2 separate regions of the Homo sapiens genome follow, and region 2 is linked to region 1. The links are chromatin loops, found by intact Hi-C in ENCODE. Cell type or tissue: OCI-LY7. All regions are shown on one strand. Links, peaks and the distances in the headings refer to the core of each region. The heading gives the core; the rest is flanking DNA.

The links. Peaks named below come from ENCODE experiments on the same cell type or tissue, not always from the same donor. Only the 100,000 strongest peaks of a DNase experiment are listed, where the experiment ranks them.
Region 2: a loop joins it to region 1, with 9 times the contacts of the local background. A loop is called at or near these places in 2 of 110 quality-filtered maps.

What each region holds. Positions count from the first base shown.
Region 1 is chr17:57,663,641-57,678,931 of GRCh38, reverse strand. MSI2 (musashi RNA binding protein 2) reads right to left here. Exons shown (of 14, transcript NM_138962.4): 12 at 3,806-3,960; 13 at 1,873-1,945. The coding sequence ends at 1,904. Among named protein-coding and RNA genes, the nearest start is that of MSI2-AS1, 63 kb to the right of the region's middle. RefSeq lists enhancers at 2,221-2,720, 13,893-14,499 and a silencer at 2,989-3,058. In OCI-LY7, for the core only: CTCF peaks have their summits at 6,630 and 6,834 (motif pointing right); DNase peaks (open chromatin) are centred at 6,411 and 6,851; H3K4me3 peaks cover 405 bases; H3K27ac peaks cover 779 bases.
Region 2 is chr17:57,348,940-57,364,230 of GRCh38, reverse strand. The region is part of intron 5 of MSI2 (musashi RNA binding protein 2); the gene reads right to left. Among named protein-coding and RNA genes, the nearest start is that of MSI2, 100 kb to the right of the region's middle. RefSeq lists a silencer at 1-117 and an enhancer at 9,230-9,279. In OCI-LY7, for the core only: no CTCF peak of the experiment used is centred there; DNase peaks (open chromatin) are centred at 6,220, 6,630, 7,270, 7,630 and 2 weaker places; H3K4me3 peaks cover 4,159 bases; H3K27ac peaks cover 5,000 bases.

The DNA.
Region 1 (15,291 bases), core at 4,659-9,658:
AGTAGGGGGCCTGGGCTCCTCTTTTGTGGATGGCGCTGAATGTCAGAGGGTTGGGGACAATGGGTGTGTTTGACCAGTCCTTCCTAAGTGCTGCGGGTGCAGCCATCTGACTCTATGAGCTCACCTAATCCATTTTGGAAGGGGGTGAGTTGCTACCACACTCTTGGTTACTTCATCCTTCTCTGGAAATTGAGTCCTAGACTTAGATGAGGGAGGATGGGCTGGTAGCAGCCTCCCCCATCCCATTCCACCCCACCCCACCCCTATGGAAAGGCTTTAGTGGCCTTGGGGTTATATGGAGCTGTGGGCAGGAAGCCCTGCACCACTCCTTCTCTTCCAGGGGAGGGAGGGAGGGAGCACAGGCAGCCCCAGTGTCTGGCCTTTCAAGGGTCTGCTGTGCCTGGTAGTTGTTTAACCCCCTCTTCATCTGACTCCACAAAGGGCTGGAGCCATCTTCAGTCTCCAGAGTTCTTGGTGATACCAGTTGTCCCTGTTCTCAGAGAAACCTTACTTCCTCTGGGTCCCCAAACCCAGCTTAATTAGTAGCAAGTAGCTTTCCTTCAAACTGTTAGTGGCCTCTGGCTCTGGCCAGCAATGGCTGGGTCAGTGCTCAAGGGGAAGTGGAGGCGAGGGGTGGGAGAATTCACACACATGGTTTATTTGGTTAAGAGAGGCAGTTGCGTTAGTTGAGGTGATCCCTTAGCAGCAACATTAGAGAAATCCAAGAGATTTATGGAGCTCAACTCAACCCAGTTCTCCACCTGGTCCGACTCAGGAGCCAGGAGCAATCCCTCTCTACGAGAGAGGCATCCAATGAAGTGCAAGCCCAAAGTGGCCAGTTCATCTCCAGCCTTGCTTCTCCTACATCCCAACTCCAAGATTGAAAGGCTTTGGTGCCTCTGTGGGATTTTCCGAGTGGAATCCATTCCCTGGCCTCAGCTGTCACCCTCTCTTTTCCAGAGACAGATCCATGTTCCAACCTCACAAACTTAACGTGCTAACACAGTACACATCTAGCGCTTTCACAAGGACAACCCCTCTCCCTTGCTGGTGTTCTTCCCAAGAAGGACAGATACTCATTTCCAAAGGAGTGTGTGGCAAGGGGCTTCCTCACTGCCCCAACCTCCCTCTCCTCTCTTCCGTCCTCCCCCATATCCCCATCAAAGTGATTGAAAAAATGTTTAATTAACTTGAGCTCAGTTTAAAAGGTTAGGAAACTGGCAGGGATCCAAATCCATGTTACACAGGTGATGTCGTTAATTTAATTTGCTTTTCGTGCAGTAATCTGGATAATTACTCAGTAGTTACTGGCAAAAACGTTTTCTTTTCACTAAAAGATGGAGTCTGGCTGTTTGACTGCATGAACCCCATTGGCTGAGCCCCAGCAAGGCCTGGGGAGCTGAAGGGGCCCAGCAACCCACAGGGCCAGCTCAAAGGACCTCCAGGAGTGGGTGGCCCTGGCCCCCATCCCTGCTTCCAGGCCTAGCAGAAGCCCAATGCTTCCCTGCCTCTATCCCCCTGGGACGGGCACAGCACGAGATCTCCTTCCAGTTTCCCACACTCTTGATTGTATTTCAAGACAGAGAAAGATGAAGGGTGGGGAAGATACAGAAAAAGAATCCAAAGAACCAAATCAAGAAAAAAAGAGAGAGAGTCAAAAAGGTGGGGGTCATGATTAAAAGCTGGAGGAAGAGATGAGAGATTAAACGACTGGATTTGCTTTTGCCCCCACCCTCCTGAAAAGGGGTCCAGAAAGAGGAGAGAGAGATGTGGATGTGATGAGACAGGGGCACGCACGTGCATGTATGACCTGTGGACATACATGTACGGACACACCGGCAGGGCAGAGACACATGGCAGAGACGGTAATACCTCAGAGTGAGATGGCAACGAAAGCACCTGCTCAATGGTATCCATTTGTAAAGGCCGTTGCAATCAAAGGTCCCTAAAATTGCACAATTGTTAAGGTCATCAGTGTGCTATACATGGGAACAGATTGTCATATTCTGGGAAAGGAAATTATCTCTAGGACTAGTTCTGTGGTTGCCAGCATGAATATGTAATTCTGAGACACCGTGCCATGAGGGGCCAGGATGACATCCTCCTCAGCTCCAAATCCCTAGTCCCCACTCCCTCCGCCCCTACCAAGCCTATCTGCTTACCCCGGGGGAAACCAAAAGCCAGATTCAGAGGCGTGGGTGGATGGTGGGAAACGGGGGTTTGTGCCCCCAGTGATGGGCATGTTGCCCTGAACCCCAGAGTGCAAAGATAAGTCTCTGTCCGCAGTCCCAACGGCTCTAGCTGGGGAGAAGAAATCCCAGTGCAGACAAACTGGGATGCTTTCTGGTTATTTCAGAAAAACATCACAGCCCACAGGTCAAAAGACCCCGGTTTTCAAGAACAAATTGGGTCTGTGTTTCTGGATGCTGAATATGGAAATAAGTTGTGTTATAAGTGGTGATAGACGGTCCCCTAAATTGAGCAGCTCTCAGGTGAATAATATTATTCTGGATTTGGTACCACAGTTGATCCGAAGGGATTAGATTCATCAGACTACTGACTTAAGTGATACTGGCTTGGGAGCGGAGCTGAACAAGGACCCATCCTGCACAAGTAGGGCTGGCAGGCGTGTGTGCGCCTGTGTGTGCGTGTGTGCGTGCGTGTGCGTGCATGTCTGTGTGCGTGTGTGCATGCATGCGTGCGTGTGAGTGTGTGTATGAGGGAGGAGCTCCCAATGCCAGGGGGCATGAATGAGGCCACCTTGGTGCCCTAGACTGTCTGCACATGTTTTGTTCTCCGCAGCGTGGCCCCCAAGTCAGGGCTTGCCAGCTGTCACTCAGAAGCGGAGTCTGACAGGAACGTGGCCTGGGACTGCAGACGCACCCATCTTAGCTCAAAACCAAACTGCCTCCAAAATGCTGAGGCTGGCTAGGGCAAAGGTTGGCCAATTTTCTGTTTCCAAAATGGAAGGGACAGCGAGCAAGTGGGCTCAGGCACATTCATGCTCACACACACCGGGAGGGAGAAGAACAACACAATCTGAAAACAGCATGCAAATCTGTTAAGCAAATTTCCATTGCCTGGATTAGTCAGATTATAGAACCACAGAGCATTACAAATATCAAATGCATCTGGCCTTCAAGGGGTGGAGGCTGCAGCTAAGGAACGCAAATGGGAACTTACTTGGAACCTGGAAACTGTAAGAAACATTAGCAAAGGAAACTGCCTGGGAGAGGGCTTGGATCCCCACACCACCTCCCGGGCTCCAGCGCTGCCACTGGACCTTAGATCAGGGGCTCTATTGACTAAGGCTGCTACTCTGGTGGGGAGCTGGGACATTTCCCAGCTCTCAGGTCCCAGCCCACATGACAGTGTCCAGAAAGCGGGGATCAAGGAAGGTGGCCACTACTGAGGCCCTATTACGTGCCAGCGTGGGACACTGTTTCGAATAATCCTCCCACAATCTTTTGAGGAAAGCATAGAGATTCTGGTTTTGCAGCCAGGGAAATGAGATTCAGACGGGTTATCGAAGTGGCTCAAGGATGCACTGTGTGAAGGTGATGGAGTGGTGATCTGAACCGGACCTGCCCATGCTCCTTCTGCTCCATCACACAGCCACACGAGAGGCACCCAGGACACCTCTAAGACGACGGAGGCTTCAGCCCTCAGGAGCTGGTGTGATGTTGATGGGGACCCTCTGTCCTCTCCTCTGCCCCCGATGTTGGGCTTTCCTGGCACACCCACAGGCCACAAGGAGCTGGTCAGGAAGGAGGAGGCAGGAGGGCAGGGGAAGGCAGGTACTTACAGCTATGCCGTGGCCGAAGCCCGAGCCCGGCTGTGGGCTGGCCGCACTTATGTAATTCCCCACTCCGGAGTCCTGGCTGGCAGGGCCGTAGAGATCGGCGACAGGTCCTGGGCTGTTGGCCCCCGGGAAGCCTCCGGGCCGCGCCGGGTTGGAGCCTGCCGGGGAAGCGGGCGCGCCAAAATTCGGTTGAGCACTGTAGCTATTCAGGACTGGTGTGCAGAGAATAGAGCTGGGTATGAGGCCAGAAGCCAGGCATGCACCGGTCATTACAAGCCAAACACTTGAGAAAAACAGCTGAGGCCCAACTTCTAACACTCAACCAAGGCCATGCGAAAACATCAGCAGGGACTCAAGAATACTCAGCCCAGGCTACTACTAAGAAGCTTGGAGCTCCAAAAATATAGAGAATAAAAAAACAATCATTCAACACACTACGGCAACCAACCGGAGGTGCTTCACTGCCCACCAAATTATCACAATAGAAATAGAGATATATATGGAAGAGAGAGAGAGAGAGAGAGAGTTTTTTTTTCACATCTGAATTGATGCTCATGCAGTCTTCTAGATCTGGGCACGTTGAGACAGCATTCACATCCCATGCAAACTACAAAGGAACTAGTTTTAGACTACACATTGTGTTAATATTGATATTAAAACGTGACAGGAAACAAAGCAATTTGTGTCCAGGAAAAAAAAAATCTTTGCAGAGGGGATTTTTGATCTTTTTTTGTGTGTGTGTTTCACTTTTTCTTTTTGGTTTTTGGATCCATTAAATGACAAATTTGTTTTGTTTTTTTTTTTAAAAAAGACAAAAAAGATCTCCATTCTCCATCCCACCCCCACCACCCGCCCCTCCCCACTGGCTACTCCCTCCCTTCCCGCCCTTCCCATTCATAACACTGAATGAAAGTCATCAATACTGAACGTGGTCGGAGGATGGGATATGTTATGGAGAGTTTGGGCATCTTGACATAACAGTAATGATGGCGGCAGAGAGTTTCCTTTTGGGGTGGAGAGAAGGGGATGGAGGGAGGGATGGGGGGGAATGGTAAACCTGGAGGCTGGGGCCAGAGCTGGGGTGGAAGCCAATGGTTCTACAGGACACCCACACACTCACCTCCTGCAGGAGAAGGAAAGGGGGGATTTAAACTTTTTTTCCTTTTGTTTAAAAAAAAAAAAGACAAAGAAGTATGAATGCAGAACATACCGACTGAACCAATTCATAGCTAAACCATAGCTGACCAAAACACCTGCTTTCTCTTGGTTATCCTGCAATGTCAACTCCAGAGTGAGAACAGCAGGCTCAGGATGTACCTTTGCTACAGAGAGAGTGGACTTGACACGCACAAATCCAGAGAGTGGTGGGGTTGCAGATCGGGGGGCAGCGGAAGGTGACACTGCCTCGGCCCCCCCAATCCCATCATTCTGACCCTAATGAGGGCCGCAGCCTGTCAACCAGTTAACCAGGTTAATTTTGTCTCACCTTTATTTCTCCTTAGTAGTTTAAACTTTATTTTCTTTTCCAAAATGGAAAACAATATTTTTTTAATTGTTAAAGGAAGTTCTTACTGATTTTTAAGCCTCAAGGTGAGTCTGGGCTGGCTACCTTTGGGCTACGGCTAACCCGTCTTAAAGAACCAGACATTCTGAGAGTCACACTTTCACATCTTTGGCTCCAGAGGGCTGCTCCTTGCAACAATCACTTCTCCCTTCTGCCTCCCTTGGCTTCTCCCCCTCTGCCCTATGACCAGTTGCCTTCAATGGCAGAGGCAAAGAACATCGATGCAGGTGGGGTCACTCCTGGCTTTGGCCCCTCCCTTTCCCAGGGGCCTGTGATTTGAGGCCCTCAGTTCTGGTGGGCCTGGAAGAGCCAGAAGTGGATTGATTTTCACCCACTTGTCACAGGGATGGGAAGAGATTGATGAGGCACCCAAGGCACACTAGCAGGAGACTGAGACAGAGACACAAAGATACACGGGAGACCAAATCAAGCTGGGCCTGGCTCCTGACTCAGCAGAGAAAACAGAACTGAAGCCTCCAGATGCCCTTGGGGCGGGAAGCCCGAAGGTGAGCCCCTCTGAAGCTGTAGCTGAGAAATGAATAAACTGGCCAATGGAAAGAGCAGGTTAAAGAGAAAAGAAAAAAATAAATTATAGAGGCTTAGAGCAAGTGAACGGCTGATCTGGGAATGCGCTGGCAGAAAAAAGGGATGGAGATTTTTGAATATAGAAGATTCAACTTGCAGATAACACTTGGCCCTCTCACTCATGGAGGCAAATATGAAGCCGAGATATTCAAAAGGCGGTATTATCTTAGTCTAACACACTTTTTTTCTTCTGAGCTCAGGAAAACAGAAGAAGCTTGGACAGTGGACTCCTGGTTTTGTCCAGGCAGCTGAAACCCCTCCCTATACAAATAAACTAATTAGCCCGTTCCATTTTAGGCTAATAGGATGGGGTGGGCATGAGGAGGCGCAGTGGTAGACGGAAAGTTTTTTGGCTTCTTTCTTGTCTGGCCGGATGTGAACCCAGGAAGGTGTTGGGCAGGCCCACCTAACTAATGGGTGGGGAGAGGCAGGTTTAGGTTTCCGTTTCTTCCAGCAGGAGAGCCACCTAGAGACTAATCTAGCCAGCAGAAGCAGCCTCGGAGACAGGATGTAGCATGCCCACAGAAGGGTGCTGTTCAGAAATACCCCCTTCTGCAGGCTTAGATAGAAGACAAAAGGGCTGTTGGTATTATGCCCATCCTTGGCAACCGCTCCCATTCCTGTGTGTGGGGAGGCCTGTGGTTTCTGAGTCGGCCTGAAGGGAATTTCACAATAAGCAGCTCATCTTAGGTCTATATTACCCCTCCTTGCTCAGTCCTCCTCCATCAAATGACACTAAAATCACCGTGGAGAAGACACTGTATTAGAATGCAGCTTTCAAATCCCAAGTCCCGTTTTATTACGCACTTGCTCATCACGGTGCCGGAGCCTCAGCTCAAAGTCACCTTGCAGATGTCCCCCAGCCAGGGGTGAAAGACAGGGCTGCTGGGTCCCCACTAGAGGGCGCAGCCAGCAGGCAATAAGCACCCAGTTCTGGCTGGTCCCGCCTCTAGCTAGGCTTCTGGGCAGTGGAACCCGCACCCCTGAGGGCTGGGCGCATGGAAGAGAGGAGCCTCTATTTTCCACAGTCGACACTTCTCTCTGTCTGTCTCTGTGAGCAGAAGAACCAGGCTCCAGAAAGCATGTTAAAGTCCCCGAACGAGCCATCTGGAAACCCATGCATCTTTGAGAAGACTCATAAAAAGCAACGGCTCTGGCTGCTTAGGAGAGAATGGGGACTGCCACTCGGCACATAAACTTGTCAGTAGCTGTTCCTGCTGTCTGACAGTGGGAAGGCATTAGGGACAAAGCAATTTTCTTCTTTTGCAAACTCAGCGTAACTCCACAAACTGAACACTGGCTGGCTACGCAGGAAAGGGGGTCATTTGAGAACCCGTCTCCCTCTAAGAGGAGAGGTGGGGAGTGGGGTTGGGGGGTGGGGGAAGGCATGAAGCCAAATCTCTCACCTGAGGGTGCTTTCTGTGGAAGTCATTCTCCAGTCAATTCTCAGTGATCCTTCTAAGCGAACGGTGCCTTTCCCCAGGCACGGAGACTTATTTTGGGGGGCCAGAATTGGTCCCATATACCAGGATCAGCTTGGGAAGAGAGGATGGGACATGGCTCTTAGTGGGCAAGGGCACCTTGTCTACTGCTCAGCTAGGGTGTGCGTGTGAGGGGGCGGGGACAGGGAGCACACTTTGTTGAATAAATAAACAGTGCTGAGGTTTATAAATTGGATATTATGACTCCTGTCCCAGAAGAGGACAACGTCTTGCAAACGTCTTGGCATTTTTGCAGCAGGAGCTATGAGCATTAAGTGGCTTGGGACAAGCCCTGCTCTAGGATGGCAGTTTGGGGGCTCATTGCGGTGATCAGGTTCATTTCATCAGCAGCATCCATGGCAGGTTCCTCTTTGCCCCTCATCCTCACTCTCCAATATCCTCTGGGCTTTCCCAGTCAAGGTGGCACCCACAGAGAGGCAGCAATGATGTAAGGAAAGGGAGTACTGGACTCAGAGGCAGAAGACCTGACTGTGACCCCAGCTCTGCTCTTACAGTCAGGTGCCTTGGGCTAAGAAGCCACTCACAAGCCCAAGTCCTCATCTGTAGCAAGTGAGTGATGCTTTCCTTATTCAATCTGACTCATGGGACTGCTTCAAGAATGAAAAAGAGACAGAGCTCTGTAACTTGTCAAGTTTAAAACAAATACACCCTATTTCTGAAATAGTTATGTATGCAGAGGCCAATAAGGCAGGTACCACATGCAGATTTAGGAAAATCTGACATAGGAAAATGCAATTCACTTGCCATATGAATCAGGAGGTGATTGACAAAAAACCCAATTTATCCATTTGGTGCATTTAATCATCTTGGGCCTGAAGAAAGGACTCCTGGGAATGGGGACCAGAAAAGCAAGGACACCGATCTCACCGAGGACGGCAAGAGGAGATGCACTTGAATGAAAGTTGGTGGTATTTCACATTGGATAAAAGGAGAAACTTCCTGCCCATCAATAAAATACTCTGATGGCTGACCTAGGAAAGCCCAAGAATCTTATCCTGGAGATCTTAACAGAGACAGATGCTGCAGGCTTAGACTCTCACCTGTAAGGGTTGGACCCAAAGCTACTGGGCACCTTTCCCTTAGGGTTCTAAAGCAAGACGGGAGAGATGCCTGCTGTCTGGCCAGCATGTGGCTCTGCCCAACTGCAGTGACAAGGGGCTGGGCTGAGAGTGGAATTAGGCATGGAGGGTAGGGAAGTGGTGGTAGTCAGAACAGCCTCACTGTGGGTCTAGAAAAGGTATGGAAGTCTAGTCCAATAATTTCTGTGTTGTCCCTAAGTGATGTCACTGGACCTGAGGCAAAAAGCTAGAGCCAGGTCAATGAGGGGGGCACCTCTGGCTCTAAGGCCTGAAAATTGAATTATTACCGATTCAGAGAAAGCAAATGTTTACAAAATCTTTTCCAGATGAGCTCAGTTCACATACTTGGAACAAGCCAGGGGCCCACCAAGTTCCAGCCCTAGACCCAGCTCCTGGTGTGGTGGGTCTCACATTTCCGCAAAGGCCAGGGCCAGCCCTCAAGACAATTTCAGTCATCTGCTTTGTGAATTATCTGCTGCTGCCAGGTTTCATTTCAGGCAGAAGACCGCAGTGGCCCCTGGTACATTTCCGGGAGAGAGACTCTTCCCTGCCCAGCCTGTGCGTGTGGCTCGGGGAGGCAAATGCAATGGAGGGCCCACCTTTGCCAAGTCCAATTCAGAAGGGATTTGGGCTGACTGGTGTCACGGCCTCCATTCCCAACCCCTAGTCCCGAAAGGACGGAGGACTGAGAGCAGGAGAGGTCATAGCCTGTGTGATAATCTATGAGGGCAGAGGCTGTGTTAATCCATCACACTGAATTTTAGGAGTTTTTGTTTCAGAGAAATTTAAAGAAACTAAATAAAGTTATCACACTCTCCAACACACACCTCTACCTTCATCTTGTCTATATCATGCTTATATCTGCCTTGATTTAAAACTCCATAGTCGTAGGACTCTGTCTCCCCTATTAGCAAGAAACTCCTCCAGGCAGTTGGGGAACTCTCAGGGCTCTCAGGGAACTCTATGTTCCTAGTCAGAGGGCATATTCTCCAAAGAGTAAGAGCAACTTTCTGCCATTCCTCAGTGGACACTGGGTCCACAATGCCAGTTGGCTGTCAACAGTGAGGGCCTGCATCAGTCCCTCTGAACAGCCAGCCACTCTTTACTGGAGGGCTCTGAATTTCAGCAACTGGGCAGCCAAAGGCCTTCCTGGGGAACAGAATTGGGGACCCCATTCTGCAGTTTCCTTCATGTGTCCTCTGAAAGCAGTGCCCACTGTAAATAATTGCAGATGGTCAAATGGGAAAGGTCAGCATGAAAAGACAAAATCTATTTCTGATAATGGAAGGAGAATACTCGGTTATGAATTGGCATGTCTTGAGCAGAGCAAGGTAGGATTATACTTCAGGAGTCTGCCCGGCCAGCTATGTCCCAGCAATCCTTGGCTCAAGCTTTCCTTCTAGAGCTTAGCCTGGAGGTAGGAGAGACTGGTAGAGAAGATCGGCAATGATGTCCAACCTGGGAAAATTGTATGACATGCTAAGTTAAAATCAAATCAGTTCAGGGACCCAGATGCAGGGACAATCAATTTTATACACAATGTAGTTTTTAAAGCTCTGCTGAAATTCAGGCTATTTCAGAAGGGAAGGGGGAAAATACTTTAAAACTGGGGGAGGATTAAGAGAGCAATGTGATGGGATTTCTTTTTCACTGTCTGCATATACAAACAGATATATTACTGAGAGGTACAAACGCAGCCTGGTGTCAACATCATGCTAGTCTTGATGTATCTGGAGTCCCCTGGCTCCTCTTACACACTGCACGGGACACATGGTGAGTTGTCTGTGCATGCACTGGGCTGACAGGGCAGCCAGCATCACACAGACATTCCAAATGTCAGTGACAATGGCGCCAGTCTTATGATAAGTTGTAGTTTCTGCTTGTTCTCAAAACTTAACCTGATTCAGACCACTGAGGTTGGTGCTGATAATGTCTACTGGTTAATGTTGGCCTGTCTCAAGTAGGGAACTGATGGACATTAGCACTTAACACTTGTGAATTATTTTGTAGAAAGATCTTGGCTTCTGGTCAAGTCACACTCCCCCAAAACCCTCAGGAGATAATATCACTATTAGCCAGTTCTAAAACTCTCATATAACATGTCAGTGGTAAAGCTGGGGAAGCACACTACCATTCGGATTGGTGTAAGGAAAAAGTTCCAAACACCCAGAACCGACCTGAGAAAGGCTTTGTGGCTAGGACCATGCATTTGCTGTTGAGATATAATCTCAACAGTGCAGTGGTGTAATCTCGACTCACTGCAACCTCTGCCTCCTGGGTTCAAGTGGTTTTCCTGCCTCAGCCTTCTGAGTACCTGGGATTACAGGTGTGCGGCATCAAATCTGGCTAATTTTTGTATTTTTAGTAGAGACAGGGTTTCACCATGTTGGCCAGGTTGGTCTCGAACTCCTGACCTCAGGTGATCCACCCGCCTCAGCCTCCCAAAGTGCTGGGATTACAGGCCTGAGCCACTGTGCCTGGCCCTCCTGGTGTGTTTTTATTATCAGCCCTGATCTGAGTCTGTAAGTGTATCTCAAGCCCCAAGGCCAGGCTGGGTGGGTTCTGGACTGGCGGGTTGGGAAGGTGGGTGAGGGAGGATGGTGGTTAGCAGTTGACTGCTGTCTGCTCATGGTGTAAATTCTGGGGATGGAGCAGCCTTGAATGGGCTGTGGCCTTGTGGCCAGAGAAACCAGGCTTTTGTCATGAGGCCAAGGAAAGAACTTTCTGGAGCCGAGGTCAGTTCTCATTTCTCTCAACCCCCAAGGGCCCTGAGGGACTGGGCTTGTTTGCAGGTTTCCAGGAGGCAAGTGCGGAGGGCCCCGGGAAGGGAAAGGCCATGAGGCAGTCACTGGGGCCCTGTGCGGTGACTGGATATCACTCCTGCCTGGCATTGGCACGGGGCTTGTCCTGCTTGTGTGAACTATCTGCCAGGCTTCACCAGACCAGGCTTCGAGTCTCAAACGCAGGATGGTGTTCCTGATCCCTCTCCACCGTGAACGGATGCTTCAACAACACCTTACCCTGAGTCTCTAAAGCGCTTCAGAAGAGGAGGGAAAACCAACCCGGGAGACAAATGTTTATGGTTTGGCTGAAGCAGGCGGTGTTTTAACACTAACATCCTGCTGCCTCTTCCTTAAATTAATTGGCTTCAGACTCCAGGCCCACACAGGTTAGAATTTGCAAGGAATAACAGACAAGGAGGCTCCCCGGAACCTGCAGCACCCATGCCATGCTGCATTGAACCACCCAGCAGCTGGGCACGCAGCCCTGGGGAGGCGAGATGCCACCATCACCACTCAGCAGAGAAAAGGCAGAGAGGTGGCCCCTGTTGGGTGATACCAGAGCCTTTGCTTCCTCATCCAGCCCTCCCAGGTCTGAGACTCCACAGGAAATAGACAGGGAGCTTGCTGCCCGGAGACAACTCCCTACTGTCTCTTACAGTTTGGTGGCTCCAAGTTTCTCCTAGTTCAGTCCTGAAAATGTCCCTTGCTTTGCTTTGATCCATTGACTGCCTCTGTCTTTGAAGCACACTCGTCTCTTTTTTTCAAAAAAGAAGTCAGTTTGGCTTTTCCCCACATGTCGCCAGCCACCCTCTCATGTTGCTGCTCTGTGGTGTGCTCAGGCACCAATTCCCAACCTGAAAGCTACCTCCCTGCCTGCTACCTGCCAGGAGGCTCAGATCCTTGCTTGTGTCTTATAAGTGATTGCACTCACTGCAGGCCCAGTTTCTGCATGACAGACTGCTGCTAAAAGAAAACACTGTGAAATCCAAGGCTGGGACCACAGACTTACGAGGCAGCCTAATGTAGTCTTCTCAATCATGATGAAAAGCTATGTAAGAATTAGATATCACTCTGCCCCTGTTAGGCCTGATACTGGTAGGGACAAAACAGGGCCTGGAGGTGAAAACCAATGAGGCAAGAAGCACAAAGTTCTAGAAGCTGTAGCTTCTGCAGGTGTGAGGCTGGAAAGGGAACTCATACTTATGAGCCCCTACTGTGTTGCCAGGCATGTTGGTAGGTGTTTCACACGATCTTTTTTCATGCTCCGAACATCTTGTAAGAGCAGCTGTGTAACCCCTGTTACAGATAAGAAGACCAAGGGTTTGAACAGCTAGGAAATGTGTCCAATGCCACACAGTGTCTCAGACAGGACCAAATCTGGCTCTAACTTGAAGGCACATGCTTTTTAAATCATGCTGCTCAGTTGTCCCTTCTGGAATCACACTTTGACAAGGTTTCCTCTGTTTACTTGGATCTTTCTTTGCCCCAGAGAAACTGCAAATTCAAGGACACAGAATAGATTCTCCAGCCTTGGAGTAGAAGCTCCTAAGGGCTTGGACCCTGTTGCCTTTCCAAATTGGGAGCTCCCTGGCAGTGGAAACATCTCTTCCATCACGGTGGGGGTTCCCTGAGGTCAGGATCTGACTGCCCCAAGAGATACAGGACTGCCTCTCTCCTGAGGACTAGGCCACCCTCCACTACGCCACAGCCCAAAGAATAAGCAGACTTGCAGTACTGGTGGGGTCAGCGTGGAAGCAGAGAGGGCACTGCCAGAGGGAAAGTAAGCCCTGGTTAACCCTGGGCCCTCGCTAGAACTCCCCTCCCCCACCCCAGGAAAGTGCCTGGACCCAGGGGGCCACCCAGAGAGCTGATCTCAGTCCTAAAAGACCACTCCATTCTGCTGAGAGCCAAGTCCTTTTGGGAGCTGGCACACCCTAGGGCTGAACGGTATTTACTGCCCAATCATATCTAATAGAAAACTCACTGCTGGGGCTCTAGCAGGCAGGGGGCAGGGTGGGGTGGGGAAGTTATCCCAGGGGCAGCCCCTTGAGGACCCACACAAAAGACTTTCCACTTGAGTAGCTCCTTTTTAATAATTATAAAAGCACAGGAGTTTAATCCATTTTTGATGTAAGCACTAATAGTTCTGTGTCCTTGAAGTTCAAAGCAGGCGCATACATGTCACTAATTAGCCAAGCACAGAGCCATTCAGCTCCCTCTCATGTTTCTAATTAGGTCTTTAATAACAAACAAACTCCGACCTTACCAAAAGGCTCCCATTGGTCAGTCAAGGAGGGCGGCTGCTTCTCTGTTTACAGTTGCTGCAGGCTGCTAGTTCTACTGGTACATGCCCTTAATCTCAGCCAGGACTGGCCTGTCCTCGAGAGAGACAGGAGGGTCCCTCTATGAGGACAAAAACCCCTTGGTCCACCCTGGAGGGTGGCCTTCCTGACCCTGCTGGGAAGACTAATGGAGGCTGGAGAGCCGTGGGCTCCACAGCAGCAGGCTAGAGATCCCAGCCCCACCTCCCCACCTCCCAGTTAGAGGAGGCTGGGGTACCAGTGACAGCCACAAAGATGTTATGGAGCTTTACATCCAGCAAGAACATGATGATACTTGAGCCCCGTGTTACACACTGGGCCTGCCTGAGGCTCACCCTGCTAGATTCTGGTTTGATGGGTCTGTGATGCAGCCTGGCCACTGCACAGTTTAAAAACTCCCCAGGTGATCCTAACAGGATCAAAGTTCCTATTAGGAACAGCAGCAAAGTTCAAGAGCCACTGAACTGGCCACAATCTCTGGGTTGATTTGCTCATTGACAGCAGCTATTAACAGGTCCACTATTATTCATGAATACCATCCACACAGAATCAAACCCTAAGAGATTTAATCAACCACACCCAAGGATGGAAGTCTGAGGACAGATGTGTAAAATGATACACAGTTCTGGAACCGCTTCTGTCCCTCCCATTGCCTTCATGCATTAAACAATTCATGGCTGTTTTCAAATTCCCACGAAGTTTCCTATCACCTGGAACCTCTTGGCTTTCTCTCCACTCACTTCTCTCAGATCTTTTTTCTTTTTTTTTCCCCTTTTTTGAGAGGGAGTCTTGCTATGTCACCCAGGCTGGAGTGCAGTGGCGCACTCTCAGCTCACTGCAACCTGGGCCTCCCGGGTTCAAGTAATTCTCCTGCCTCAGTCTCCCCAGTAGCTGAGACTACAGGCACACACCGCCACACCTGGCTGATTTTTGTATTTTTAGTAGAGATGGGGTTTCACCATGTTGGCCAGGCTGGTCTCAAACTCCTGGCCTCAAGTGATCAGCCGCCTCGGCCTCCCAAAGTGCTGGGATTACAGGCGTGAGTCACCGTGCCCGGCCTGTTCTCTCAGATCTTAAGGCACTGTCACTGTCCCTGTTCCTATCTCCAAGGAAAAGGGATTTCCAGCTTTGGAAACAGCAGCAAAACAGAGCTGTAGAGCTGAAATGGCTCCCAAGGACCCTTTAGTCTGAATTCCTCGTTTAGTAGAGGTGGAAGCAGGCCTGGAACCAAGTCTTCTGATTCCCTACTCTGCCTTCTATGCTCTTATGCTGCCTCTATTTTTTTTTTTAAGCTGTTAATCATCCTCACTGGAGTAATCAACAAGGCAACCTCTCCCCCTAGGAGGGAGAAGGAATAGAAAGCAAGCCTCTCAGCTGCTTTAACTTCGAAGGCCAGGGCATGGGGAGCCACGGGGACAACCCTGAACACAGTGTAAACCTCCAGCAGATCATTTCCAAGCCTGAACGGAATGTGCCCTTTAAGCCAGATGGGAGGGGAGTCACTGGAGTCTTGGGGGCTACCTCCATTGAAGACTTAACGACTATTTTACACACCTGGAGCTGATCAATCAAAAGCCAGAAAACACAGAAGGACACAGCAAAACTGGACTAGGGGTTTCCTCTGACACCGGTCCATAGTGTCTGCTTTGCTGCTG
Region 2 (15,291 bases), core at 4,203-9,202, 310 kb after region 1:
CAGCCGAGCCTTCTGGCCCCTCACCACCTACATGAGGTCTTGCTGTTCTTTTATTGTGTCTCACAGAGAGGGCTAACAAAACAGAATCCCAGACGGTTACCAAACTCAGAGGAGTGGCTTAAAATAGAACACAATAATTATCACATAAAGCAACCAAGAACATAGGTTTCAGGTGGGAGCTGCTTCTAGACCTGAAATCCCCACCTAGAAGGAAAATGCAGGTCAGCACGGGGATGGAGCCCCTTACCTGGGAAGTGGCCTGGGACCTAAGGACCACGTTAGCTGGCTAATATTGACAGACCAGCCTGGGCAGTGCTATATTTTCAAAGGACATCTAGAGGGCAGTTCTCACCTGTCTGGCTTAAGAGAGACATTAACCCCACCCACATAAGGCTTCCCATCAGCCTTCATTTATTATGTTTTGTTGTTGTTGTTGTTTGTTGTTGTTGTTGTTGTTTGTTGTTGTTGTTGTTGCTGCTGCTGTTGTTGTTTCAGACAGAATCTCACTCTGTTGCCCAGGCTGGAGTGCAGTGGTGCCAATTCGGCTCACTACAACCCCTGCCTCCCAGGCTCAAGCAATTCTCATCCCTCAGCCTCCTGAGTAGCTGGGATTACAGGCGTGCGCCACCACACCCAGCTAATTTCTTTACTTTTTAGTAGAGACAGGGTTTCTCCGTGTTGGCCATGCTGGTCTCGAACTCCTGACCTCAAGTGATCTGCCCACTTCAGCCTCCCAAAGGGCTGGGATTATAGACGTGAGCTACCATGCCCAGCCTATTATGTTTTTACAGTGGTAAAATATCCATAACATAAAATCGCCACTCTTTCTGTCACAGAGCTCTTTTTGTCACAGAGCTCCCCACCCCCTTGTGACCTAATAAATAAAGTTGCTGAGTGATGTCATAAGGGGTGGGGAGCTCTATGGATTTGACTGCTCTAGGAACCTCATATAGGAGGAGCCATAATCTCCTTTTGTAACAGGCTGATTTCACTTAGCACGTCTTCAAGGTCCATCCACATTGTAGCATCTATCGGAATTGCCTTCCTTTTCAAGGCTGAATACTATTTAATCATATGTCTATCACATTTTGTTTATCCATTCGTGTATCAATGGACATTTGGGTTGTTTCCACCTTTTGGCTATTGTGAATAATGCTGCAATGTATGTGGGTATACACATGTCTGTTCAAGTCCCTGCCTCCAAATCTCTCATGTATATAACCAGAAGTAGAACTGCTGACCACACAATAAATCTATGTTTAATTTTTTGAGAAACTACCACAGTGCTTTGTACAGTGGCTACACCATTTTATATTTCCATCAGCAACACGTAAGGGTTCCAACAGCCTTCATTTTTAAATGGAAACTTTATAATCATAATTCATGCACTTGGGTTGAACATCGCATCTCCTGACTCTTTTTTCATACAAATATTCTATGAGTAGCATTATACAAAGACAAGCACTTTAGTATGAATTTTTTTTTCAAGTAGAAAATATCAGAGGGGTGGCATGTAAAGAGGGAAAAGAATGGGGGGAAGGCACAGCTCACAGACATAAAGAATAAATCTGGCACTTTTTTCCCCCCTAGAACCACATGGCTCCTCCAACTCAAAGCCTTAAGTTCAAAAAATTTATGGACTAAAACTTCAGAACTGTAAAATAAAATTGTTAGAAAATGCTGTTGCAACAGTTGACGGATCATTACAACAGCCACTTAGCAAGCCATAAACTCACTGGGCAAACAGAATTGGGTCAGATATTAATTTCCACAATGGGAGGGTAACCAGAGACAAGTTACTTCGCCATCTCTCCCTTTTCTGATCATCTGGTGAGCTTCCATTGCAGGAATGCCACAGGATCTTCCGTTTAGGAAATGAAGGCTGCAGTTCCCTCAAATATAAACAAAGACAAGATTTCCCATATCCAACACTATTACCGAACAAAATGGAAGTGCAAATAGAAATATACGTTTAATTTAAATGTCTGAGCCCAGCTCTGTTTCTACAAACTGCAATTTGGTTCCACATTCATTCCCTGGCCATTGAAAGCCAACCTCATTTTGTTTACAAAGATACTGCCCACCACTGGGTTCCGTGCAGTTCCACGAGCCATTCACATATTCTCAGTTCCAGAAGGAAAAGTCAAGACCACAGGCCAACAAGGTAGACCCCTTTCCTAATAGCCAATTATCCCAATCCCAGAGATAAATTCTGGCTTTTCCAGGAGACCTCAGTTTTATGTATTTTCTAGATTTTGACCAAAATAATTTGTAGAAATATGTAAGAAAATGGAATTCCATTTTTCTATCTTTGTAAGCCTGACCATACACATATATAAAATGATCCAGGACAGGGCCTTAGGGCATGTGTTCCAATTTTGGGCTCAGAACGTACAGTCAAACCTTGAACAACACAAGTGTAAACCATGTGGGTCCACTTATATGTGGATTTTCTTCCACCTCTGCACCCCTGAGACAGCAAAACCATCCCTCTTCTTCCTTCTCATCAGCCCACTCAATGTGAAGATAACAAGTCTGAAGTCCTTTATGATGATCCACTTCCACTTAAAGAATAGTAAATATATTTTCTCTTCCTTATGATTTTCCTTTTTTTTTTTTTTTTTGAGACAAGGTCTTGCTCTGTCACCCAGGCTTGAGTGCAGTGGCATGATCTTGCCTCAATGTAACCTCTGCATCCTGGGTTCAAGTCATCCTCCCACCTCAGTATCCTGAGTAGCTGGGACTACAGGCATGAGCCACCATGCCCAGGCTAATTTTTTTTTTTTTATTTTTTGTAAAGACAGGGTTTCACCATGTTATCCAGGCTGTCTCGAACTTCTGAGCTCAGTCCATCTGCCCGCCTTGGCCTTCCAAAGTACTGGGTTTACAAGCATGAGCTACTGCACTCAGCCATGATTTTCTTAACATTTTCTTTTGTCTAGCTTACTTTATTGTAAAAATGCAGTATATAATACATATATAAAGCATGTGTAATCAACTGTTGATGTTATCAGTAGGCTCTAGTTGATGATAGGTTAAGTAGTTACATTTTGGGGTACTCAAAAGTTATACGCAGATTTTCAACTGTGCAGGGGGGCCGTAACCCTTGAGTTGTTCAAGTGTCAACAACATATTAACTGTGCACAACATACCCCCCACTCAGTTCAGCTAGGATCCCTTCAGAAAGGAAGCAGATGGGAGATACTCCTGACCTCCCCATATTCCGAGTTAATATTCCACTTGTTACAATCCATAGCAAATTTTATGGACAAGTTATAACCGTCAGAATTAAGCAGCTCACACAGAAATCTGCATCTTCACCTTAACCATGTGGCATCTACGCATCCCATAATTAGCCTCTGCTGAATGAATATTAAGTTGTACGCAGGTACAAAGGGTCAATTATATCACCAAATGAAGAAAAGAGAAGACACTTGTCTTGGCCTCTGGTTCTGTCTTAAATTAACTTTTAATATTGAACAAAATGTTATATTCGCTCTTCCCATATTCTAAAAATTTCTCTTCTGTGGAAGCAATAAGATATTTTTAAAATTTAATAGAACTAAGAAACTGTAGAAGAATCACTCCATGGGCATAAAGCCTAGTTCTAACATTTTCTCTTCATGGGTTCACACAAAACACTCAGAAACACTGCCCACCTCAGTGCTACCAGATTAAATGAGTTGAGATGCTATGGCCCTCACGGGCCAGGAGAGCATCTGGGGACAAGAGACAAGTCAGCTGTGCAGCTAAAAGTGGAACCTGGAGCCCTTGGACAGCCCCAACAAAGCCAAAACCCTACTCAGCAAGGGAGAGCCCCTAAACCAAGGGCTGACTAGCCTCTCCTAGAGATCAGAGGCTCGGAGAAGTTAGGAAAAGGCAAAACTGTTCAAGAGAAAAAGTTTCACCTATTATACCCCTGGGCCTCAAGCCCTTTCTGATGTGAGGCAGGGTAGAAAATCCACCAATAAACAAATTAAACACACAAGCACGAGCATGTGGCAGCAGCCCAGCTCCTTCCTTAAGTCCTAAAACTGCAGTCTAAGGAAGACCCAGGCTTGCTCCAAGTAGCTGCAGACATCTGGCTTCTGAAGCCCCCATCATAATAAAACATGGGTGCAACCCCCAGTGCCTCCTCGCCTGCTCTGGGCAGCCACTCCCTCACCACACGTGAAGGCACGGAGCTTTCTGGAAAACAGGGTCTACAGCACTTCTCTGGTGCCAAACCCTGGGACACCTGAGGATTTCCTAAGAGATAAGATGGAGGGCCAGGCTCCCTGAGTTGCCTGTGAAGAGTTTCCCAGAATACCCCACATCACAAATAAAGGTGCTGAGTGGCATCACGAGGGGTGGGGAGCTCAGCATAGTGGGTGACAGGCTAAGGCAGCAAATAGGAGAACACTCATAAAGAAATTTTAAACTATATTCATTGCAAAAGAAAGCAGAGTAAGCCAACCATAAAGGAAATGGTAGTGGGGTCACCAAGGGCTCGACAGGGCTTCAGCCAGGGCCTCAACAATTGGGATTTCCGAAAGGGAAGCAGCAATGCCTGCTGTAGCTGCCAGGATCCTATAGTTTGGGGTGTCATCACTTGACCTCAGCCACTGGATGGCAGATGCAATTCCCCTACCCATGACTGGGTACAAACTTTGCCATCAAGTGCTATTAATCTCACTACCAGCTTTTATTGAGGACTCACTCAGACAACCTTGGCAGGGAGGCAGTACTGGGACATCCATTTTATAGTTGAAGAAACTAAGACTCAGACAGGTAAGTCCGCCCCCCAGAATTACAGAATTACAGAAGTTGGTAACTGGACTTGGAGCCTTTGTCTTTCTGACTTTAAGACCCATGCTCTTAACTATCAATCACCCTATTCTATCTCCCTTGTAGCTGAATTCAATAATATTAAAGCTGAATTCAATAAAATTAAATTTTAAAAATAAATAAAGATTAAAATGCCCATATTGAGTTGGAACAAAGATATGCCACCATGAGACCCAGACAGCTTGATGGGCTGGCTCTCAGCAGAGATGTGCCCCACTCCCCAAACCCAAGCAGTGGGACCTAGGGGATTTGGGGAATCGGAGAGAGTGCATAAGATGCAGGGTCATTCCTCCGGGAGTGGCGGGAGAAAGGAAGGGGCCCCTGCCACTGGGATGGCAGGACCACCTGTTCACCTGCTCTGCTGAACAGTTCCCATTCTCCCACCCAAGTTCTGGCCAGCAATGGCATCAAGAGACTTTTGTGGGTGAACAGAGTTGCCCTCTATAAAACCAATCGCAAAGTATAAGGAACAGCCCTCTATAAAACCAATCTCAAAGTATGAGGAACACTCCTCAAAAGATGATACGTTGCTAGGGCTGGGCCCTAGCAACATATCATCTTCGATTTCACCTACAATCTTCTTGACCATATTTACATTTTAACATGTACAACACTTTAGGTACAGACACTTCTATAAAACTGTTAGAAGTGCAATGAAAATCAGCACTTCTTTTATTTGTCCTAAAATTATTTTCCTCAAACCTTGTACTTATGGTTTTCATGGAATTTGTGTGACCTTCCCTCTTTTAACCTCACTGGGCCATTTCATTTGCACAATGAAAGCTTTGATCTAACAAACCTCCAAGGCCCCCTCCAAACGCTAATGACTAGGATCTCACATCCCATATTCACCTTTCTAATACATCACTTTCATACTCAACCTTCTCCAATCTCACTTTTCCAAAAGATCCTTGTACTAGTGATGACTTTCTAGGATGACCATTAGTCCATAAGATGCCTTTGCATGAATCAGAAAAAGATGCTTCCTTCCTTCAAATGGACGCAGCCTGGCCTCAGAGCCTTGAGTCATTCAAGGTGTTACCTGGCAAGCCCTTAACCTTAAATATCATTGCAATCTTCAGAAGAGCCAGCTTCAGCCCATGAATGCAACCACCCAGGAGAAAAAATGCCTGAAGGAGTCATTCTGGTTTTACAGGTACAAATGCTGTCCATAAACACACACACACACACACACACACCCCCCCACACACACAGAAAAACCCACGAAGATCTTTCTCTTCTTCCCTCTGCCCTCAACTTTTCACTGATGCTTTTCTTTAAGGGCAAATAGTTGCCAAGGTCTATAACTGCAAGCTTTGCAACTCCCCGTGGGAGCCAAGCCTGCCAAGTGTGGTGCCTCAAATAGCAGCCCCCAAAGCTGTGGGGTTCACTGAGTATCATTCAAGACAGAAGCAGGAAAGCATGTGTGTGACCACAAGACCTCAGAAAGGAGATGGGGCTGTACAGAGATCCTGGCTGGATGATCAAGTCACTAAGGTCAAAGGTAAGGGCAAAGACTCAGTCAAGAGAAACAACAGAGCACCTTCAGCTCATCAAAAAAAAAGATTAATGTATTAATCGGAACACTAAGCATTTCTCCCTTGAGTATTTTCTCTTCCTATTTACTGATCAAATCTTTGTGAATGAAAGCACAATCCTCTTACTGGATCAAGAACGACACATACACAAAAGCCCCTCAACTGAAAAATCAAGTCGGGCAGGTCATGATTTCACCTTTATGTGAACAGGATGCAACCACAAAGGCCTGGATAGGGAGCTGGTGGCGCAGCTCCCACCAGCGTCATCGTTAATAAGTAAGCAGCAGCGGCCTATGCAAAGCTCTCCTCGCCCTGGCAAGCACACTGACCAGGTCTGAGCAGGCACGACCCAGCGGTGCCAAGAAAGCACAAGGTCTGGGGCAGAGCAGGAGGGAGGGGAGGTGTCTGTGTGCTGCCGAATGAAGCTCAAGTGGCTGGATCCAGCTCCGAAGGCCAGAAGCTCTAAGCAGCCCCTTCTACACCACACCACCCACTTCCTAATGTTGTTTTTCCCACCGGCGGTGGACTCTGACTCTGGGTGGCCTTGGGGGTCCTGGAGCTTAAGACCATGCAGAAGCTGTCACTCGGGAGACCAGAAGTTCAGAAGTAGGAGCTGCAGCCGCCTGGGTCTGTGGTTCTTGGCTGCCCCGAGAGGCAGTTCCTCTGCTTGGGGAGAAAGCAGGGTCTTTGTGGCAGTGAACAAGGCTGTCCTCAAGGAGAAACGGGGCCAGAGCTGCTTTGTTTTCTCAGGAAGGCCTGAATCATTAAGGAGAGAGCAAGCTCTCGAGCACACAAGATGAGAACAAATCAGCCCCGAGAAGCGGGGAAGGGTCTACTGAATGGGCCCTGGGCAGCTGGCCTGGGAGGTGCAATGTTGGAGCGTCTCAACCGGTCCAAAATAACCACACCAATTTGCACACGAATAAGCAAACACAAAACCCCAAAGCGAGGACATTCAAAACCGAAAGCAGCTGCTAATCACCTGTTTAATTTTTTTTTTCTTAAATTAGCTGCAACGAAGAATTTTCAAACTCTCAAATACAATACACGGCTTAACATTTTCATACACCTGTAAAACCAGTAAGTTAAATCCCATTACAAAAGACTCCAACTTATAAAGGAGCAGTTCAAATACAGTTCTTATCAAATATAAACAATGGAAAATGATTTAGGCATAAAACATCAGTCACTGGAAATTAACATTTGAAAAAAATTTTTTTACATAAAAACCATCTGTGTATTGAGATGGTGCACTCTGCTAAACCACAGGCCTAATTAGGAAACTAGGAACCAAGGCATTACAGAGCAATGCATTAAGTTTTGTGTGTTTTCGTCTTTGGGGGAGGGGGGATCTTGCTGAAATCTTATCAATACTGTGTTGTTCTTTCTTCTCTGTACATCTAAAATGATGTCTATGTCGGATTGCTAAGAGTGCTTTTGGCTGACAGACAAAACACAACTTGTCTTAGTCTGGGGTGGTTCTCCCTGCTGACGTCCCCACCCAAGGATAATCTGCTTAAGAGTCCAACCAGGGCATCAAAGTTATCAAGAAGATAAAAATGAAGAAACATGCCCGCCAAAAAAGAAGTTATGCAAAGAGGGGAGATCTGGTATGTGTGGGTAGTAAGGTCCAGAATTAAACCTTTCTTTCCCCGTCACTCTCTTTCCTAAGCAAAAGATTAAAAAAGACTGGCCAGGCACGGTGGCTCAAGCCTGTAATCCCAGCACTTTGGGAGGCTGAGGCGGGCAGATCACCTGAGGTCAGGAGTTCGGGACCAGCCTGGCCAACGTGGCGAAAACCCAACTCTACTAAAAACAGAAAAAATTAGCTGGGCGTGGGGGTGGGTGCCTGTAATCCCAGTTACTTGGGAGGCTGGGGCAGGGAGAATTGCTTGAACCCGGGAGGCAGAGGTTGCAGGGAGCTGAGATTGTGCCATCGCACTCTAGCCTGGGAAACATAGCCCATGTCCTAGCCTGGGAAACATAGCCTATGTCATCTAAATGCCACTTTACATCTTCCAAAGTATTTGATGGATATCTTAGTTGATGCACCCAGCTCAGAAACTAAGTCTCAGAAAGGTTAAATGGCACATCCAGGGTCACAGAGCAAGTTATTAAAAGGTGAGCCAGAGTCTGGAACCCGCCAGGCCCTGCCTGCCCCCATGGCCTCTCAAAATAGCATTGCCAGAACAAGGGAGGGGGTTTGGCCCAACCCTCAGAGCAAAAGAATCATGTGGTCATGATCAGTGGTAACCACGAAAATCAGCATGTGATTATAATTCAGGAGTCTGTGTTTTGAGGGTAAAGACACCAGTTCCACTTGAGTTTTGGCACGCATCCCTAACAGAAAGGTCTGAGGCAGAAAAGGAAGAGAAAAATAAGGGAGACCAAAGAGGACAGACCAAAGCTGGACATACACTGTTGTGTCTGTTCAGCACCCCTGTCTTCAGGGAACCTACCCAGTTCCAAGGGACTATCCATCACAGACTGGTCCAAGGGCTGGACCTGTGACCTAAGCAAGGCCAATCAGGGAACTTTCCTGACAGTGATATGCAGATGCTGAAAGAAAGCAGTACTATTTCCATGGGAGCTGCCAAGCTCCTATGTGCATCCAGAATCCTGACGGCCACTTCACCAACTCATGGAAAACATTTACGTGCAAAAGGAGTGAATGAGGCCAACCCACAGAGAAAAGGAGAGAGGAGAGATGAGGGACAGAGAGAGCCATGGTGACATCACCGGAGCCCTGGGACCAGCTGTGACAAAACCAGGAAAACTCCTGGACTTTACAGTTATGTGGGCCAAGGTATTCTCCTTTCTGGTTGGGTTCCTTTGAGTTGGGTTATTTGAAACCAGAAGGATCCTGACTTATGACACAGAAGACAATCTTAAAAATATGCTGGTCACAGACTCCACATTTTTCAGACTATCTTTATTTTCAACACTCAGTTTTGTGGCCCCATAAAACCACTTCCACTCTTGCCTTCTAGAGTCTACTCTGCCCAGCAGCTAGAGAGATCTTCTCCAACAGTTAATCATACTGCATCATTCTCTGGCTGCTCGAATCCTTCCAACAACATCCCATCGCATGCTCCTTTGTATTAATACAAGCTCCCAGGCTCCTTGTATCTGGCCCCTGCCTCTCTCCTCAAACTCCTCTCCCACCCCCTTCCTCATCACACCCTCTCTGCTCTCACCTGCACTTCCTGGAGGTTCACACTTATCAAGCTTTCTCCTATCTCAAGATGTTGCCTCTGCTGCTGCCTCACCTAAAGTTCTGGCGACCATTCCCTCCCTTAGTTCAGATCTCTATCCAAATATCACCTCCCAGAGAGACATCCTTTAAACACCCCTCCCCCACCTGGAATCAAATTTTATATTCACTTATCATCTCTCTTAGAATGTAAGCTCTCCCAGGGCATTGACCTTGACCATCCTGCTCACTTCTGTATTTCTATTGCCTGGCCTCTCTACCACTATTTATTAAATACACAAAATTCCAGTGTTGTGGCATTCAAACACCTTCCCAGCCATTCAAAGAGCAACATGGGGTCCTGGGCCATACCACGTCCTTACACTTTCCACACCAAAACTAACATCACCAGAGCTATGCTACTGACTAGGGGTTGGCAAACTATAGCATGCAGTCCACATCAGGTCTGCCATCTGTTTTTCTCTTACCTGAGAACTAAGAATGGTTTTTACTGACAAACATCTATAACTGACTTGATAATAGAAAACAGTAACTTTGTACTCCAATTCAGCAAAATGTTATGCCCCCTGAAACAAAATCCATTCTTCTCATTAGCAAATGTGTATTTTAAAAAACTGTACTCAATAATTGTCATTATATTTTGAATTTCATCAGTAAAAATTCTCCGTAAATGTTTTCTCTCTTGTTATGTTAAATACCTACACAAAATCCTCAATATTGCATCCTGATCCCTGAAAGCCTAAAATATTTACTATCTGGACCCTTTACACACATAAAAAAAAAGAGTTTGCTGATCCCCATGACAGACTTACTGCTCATGGATGGGGGAAAAGGAGACTTAATAGGTCAGTCCAACCCCTGCACCATCCAGGACCAAAATTAATGAGGAAACAAGAGAACCAGGTCTTCGAATACTCTTAATGTTCTGAGACCCAAGGAAAAAATTATAATCAGACTAAATCTTCAATCTACTGGTACTGGAAGCTCTTAAATTCAAGGACCCTCCAGAGGAAATAGATACTTTGACTCAGCAAATGCTCCTACAAGAGAAATGGCATCACTGGTACCACCTACATCTCCACCAACTACTCCCTAAATAACAAAGGAAATAAGAGTCTACGATTTCCCTTAGAATATCTTAGGTAAATGTCTTAGGAGCTCCTCCACTATCTGTTCCTAACTGAACCATGTATCAGTGCACCAAGTCCATCTTTAGCCTTGTGTCCTCCTGGGCACACAAGTCCTTAGTACAACCCCAAGAAAACCCAAGGAATCACATCGAATCAATCAAGCCTCCATCCAATGTGGAAGTCACAGCCATGCCTGCTTTACACCTACCCACAGTTGGTCCAAGGAAGACTTAAACAGGAGCAGTGGGTACAAGTGAAAACCCACTCCCATTTGGTCAGTACAACTCCGATAATGGTCTGGGGAAACACAGGAGGCCAGGCTATACTTGAGTTGCCAGAAAACTAAAGGAATGAAAAGTGTCCTTCTCTGGAGGAGAGCGCATTTTCGGGAGCTATCTGGGGAAAGATGGGCCAATGAACTGTTGATATTCAAATCATCATTAAATGACTCAACTTTCCAGAAATAAAAGGCGTCACAGTGGGAAATTCTCCATCTTGACTTTTTTAAAGCTGCAGAGCAGAGAACCGATTAATTTTTAAACATTTCTTTAAAATTACAAGAGTCACCCTCACCCAGTCCAGTCATTACTAATTTCCTACTCTCCACACCCTGATCCTTAACACCGCCCTGTGAAATTGCTCAGTGCCCAGCAGGGCTGAAGCAGCAGAGGAGGAGGCTAGGAGGAGCCCTTCTCCTTCTGGCCAAGGCAAACTGGTAGCCAGAGGGATTCCATCCAAGTTAAATCCACATGGACCAAGAAGAGACCAAGAAGCTTGAACATAAGAAACTGGCTCCTTCAAGACCACAAACCCTGTCTAGGTACAGCCTTTTAAGGTGACAATTATTCAGGGATTGGCTGATATTTATTCCTCTGACCCTACCCTTTATCTTTCTTCCAGGGTCCCTCAACACCTCCTCCTAAAATCACAGACCTTTGTGAGCATGGAAGAGCAAGAAGAAACACAGAGCTGCTCAGTGTGTGAGTCCGAACAAACCTGTTCCCATTTAGGAATCAGGGTTCCACCCTCCTTCACCTGGGAGCTCCTCTTCATCTGCTTCCCTTCTCTTTTCCGCCAAGGTCTTAGAGTCCTATTTCCTCCCCTACTTCCTTTATAAAATAAAAGGAACAAACATCGAGTCCTCTATTCAGACATCTAAGTTCCAGAAATCAAAAGAATAAATAGGAAGGGCGGCCACAGATTTCTCTACTTGGGAAAAATACCAAAATGGTCCTAGGTCCCAAAACAGAGATGGTAGCCCAAGACTTTACACACTGGTGAACCTCAGAGTAGACCACTAAAGAAGAAACCATCCAGGTTCATGACTTAACATCCAGATTCATTTACGTGACATATACTTGTTGAGTGCCTACTTGGTGCAGACACTGTGCTGGAAGTCAACAGCAAACCAAAGAGATAGGAAAGGCCGACTTTCCTGCGACTTATATCCAGTACCTCCAGTACCTTATGAATATGAAAGGGAACCAAAGAATGAGAAGCTGACCTGCCTCACACCTTCCTCTCAGTGTTTCTTCACACAATGTATGTTCTCATTCATTCATTGTCTCACTCATCTATCCATTCATTCATTCCATCAAGTATACACTGAACACAAACTTTGTGTGTGTGTGGTTTTTTGGGGCTGTTTGTTTTTGTTTTGTGTGTGTGTGACACAGTCTCACTCTGTTGTCAAGGCTGGAGTGCAGTGGCACGATCTCGGCTCATTGCAAACTTGCCTCCTGGGTTCAAACGCTTCTCCTTCCTCAGCCTCCCAACTAGCTGGGATTACAGGCATGCGCCACCACACCCAGCTAATTTTTATATTTTTAGTAGAGATGAGGTTTCGCCATGTTGGCCAGGCTGGTTTCAAACTCCTGACCTCAGATGATCCACTCACCTAGGCCTCCCAAAGTGCTGGGATTACAGGCATGAGCCGTTGCACCTGGCCATACACACAAACTTTGAATCAGGCATTGAGCTAAGTAGGTGGGGGCTCCAGAATTTATATAAAACAGGGGCTTAGGAGCAGCACCCTTCTAAGTGGGAACAGGCAGGGGGCTGAGGATTTGTTTCAAAGCTATACAAGCACTCAGTTTTGGCTTAGATGGTGTATTTATTTGTGGTGGCTAGGAGGTGTTGATGAGGACTGGGGAGGGCAACTAAGCCCTAGTCCCAGCACCCCACTATGATGGGCCCTGGGAATACTGGAATGACATGGCTAGTGCCCTTACTGAGCCTACACTCCCACAAGAGAATGTGGGTGTGCTAGTTACTTTCTGCTTGACCCTCCAGAACCATCATCTGCTCTTTTCCTCCCTGCTTGTGCCTTGCAAGACTGACCTCCCTAGAATGGTCTCCTGGTTTCCGGTTGGGCTTGGCCAATGGAAGACACTATCAAGAGAAGGTGGGAAGAGAGAAGTTGAGGCAGTGATGCCCCTGCTTGCTGGGCCTCACTCCTCCTCGGCCACAGGTCCAGTTGGGAACCTCCACAACAGCTGAATTTCAGTACCTGCTCCCTCCTCTTGCCCCTCAGGCCTAGGGGTGGTTAGCCTGCTTAGCATTGCTGATAACCCTGAGGAGCTTCATCCTTCCTTGCTGAACCTTTAACCCTGTCTACACCTCTGTAAACAATCCCCTCATTCAATCTTCTCAAGTACCCCCTCCCATGAGGTGTCTGTTTCCTACAGAGACCCTAGCTGATACGATGACAGTGGGTGAACAAAAAGTCTAAAACGTGCCATGGTATTGACAGAGAGGAGCACAGCCTAGCAGGCACAGGAGGAGGAGGCAGAGGGGATCAGGAGGCGCTCAGAGACCAAGTGATGCTGAAGCCAAATTGACAAGATGGGGTTGAGCACTTTCCGGGCCAGGGATCCCCTGCGCAAAGGCAGGGAAGCATAAACAGCCAGTGTGATCAGGGCACTGCCAGTGGCTCAGTGTGGTGGGGTGTGAGAGGGAGAAATGACCCTGCTGGGGAGGAGGGAGGAACACACCACGGCCACCCTCCAGGCCATGCAACAGCACTTGGACTTTATCCTGAGGCAATGGGCGGTCTCCAAAGGCCAATCACATGGAGAGGCCATCCAGTACTCCAAGTGTTTCCAGACACATCCCTTCCTTGCACAAACCGAAAATTGGCATTCATGCAGGACAAATAAACATAATCCCTACAACGGCTATTCCAGAGCACCATGTCTGGACTCTAAGGCAAAAAAATAAAAGCTATCAGCCCATTACATATGGTCCACAGTAACATCCTTCTATGAACACACACACACACACACACACACACACACCCCTACCTCTGGCACTGTTAACAATAGGCTTTGGAGCATTAACAACCTCAGGTGAAAACAAACCAGTCATTAACAACAGATTCTGAGAAGATTACAACCTAAATAACTATCACTGGAACACGTAAGTTACTTAATATAAAGTGGTTCCATATGGTTCATTTATAATTCACACAGCGCCAGGCAGCAAGAACCCATCAGATGACACCTACTGGTGTCACCAGATATGCTTTAATCTTTCCAAAAGGGCAGCAAAGGAGGATGTATTTGAGAGATTTTTCAGGTACTACTGGGTTCTAGAATATTCTTAGAGTAAAAAATTATTTCTTGGCTTCCCAACCGTCACCTCTCCTTTGAGTTTTTCAGTATATATCTTCCTGAAATTGGCTTTAAAAAGCTTCAAGGAGAAAAAATTTTGAAGTGTATCTGCTTGCTAAGCTTACCATGACTAATGTTAACTCTTTTTGTGTGGTTCCTGGTTGTGAGCAGACAGGCTGGAACTAAGCACACATGTGCAGTGCACCAACTTGACTCCTGTCATAAAACTGATAAAAGGTGATCTGTTCATCTTCTTAAGTACTCTTAGCACTATTATTCATGACATGGTACTTAGACACAAATGTACACAATTCTAAAGCAGATCATTCAAGTATTTCATTTTTCCTCATCTTTCTTCTTCCCCCAGTACATATAATTGACATACACATATGTTGAGAGCTTTCCTATATTTCTTTAATCACTGTCAGGATCACTCATAAATGTTAATTAAGAAGAAGATTTAAACGTTACTCCTCAACTGTGCCAAATGGAAAAACTTTGAGTTTACCACACGCTTCTCATGAGCATTCGTTCTCCGTGAGTGTTCATGCTGCCCTATGCCTCTCTAGTGAGCTCAGGGATGGAAGCGCACGTGCACACACACACAAACACACACACGGAGACACACACTGAAAATCCCCGGGCTGCTGGGTCAGGAGTCGGGCAGCAGTGACCAAAAGGGAGAAGGCAGTGAGCTGAGGAGAATCCCAGTAACAGGAGAAGGAAGGGCTCCGAGACGAGAGCCTGGAGTCCTCATCCCAGGCTTCCAACCCCGAGGCAGAAGACAAGTGGTCAGCCAGGAACCATGGAGGAGGGCAGCCCGAGAATGCTCTTATTTCAGGAACTTCAGGAAGGCTTCTCTGTGCCCCTAAATATCTCCTTAGTCTACTGGCCAGGACTTGAAGCCTTAAACCAGAGATAAAGCTTTTCAGTCCACAATTTGAGATAAAAGGCTTGGACAGCACCTGGGA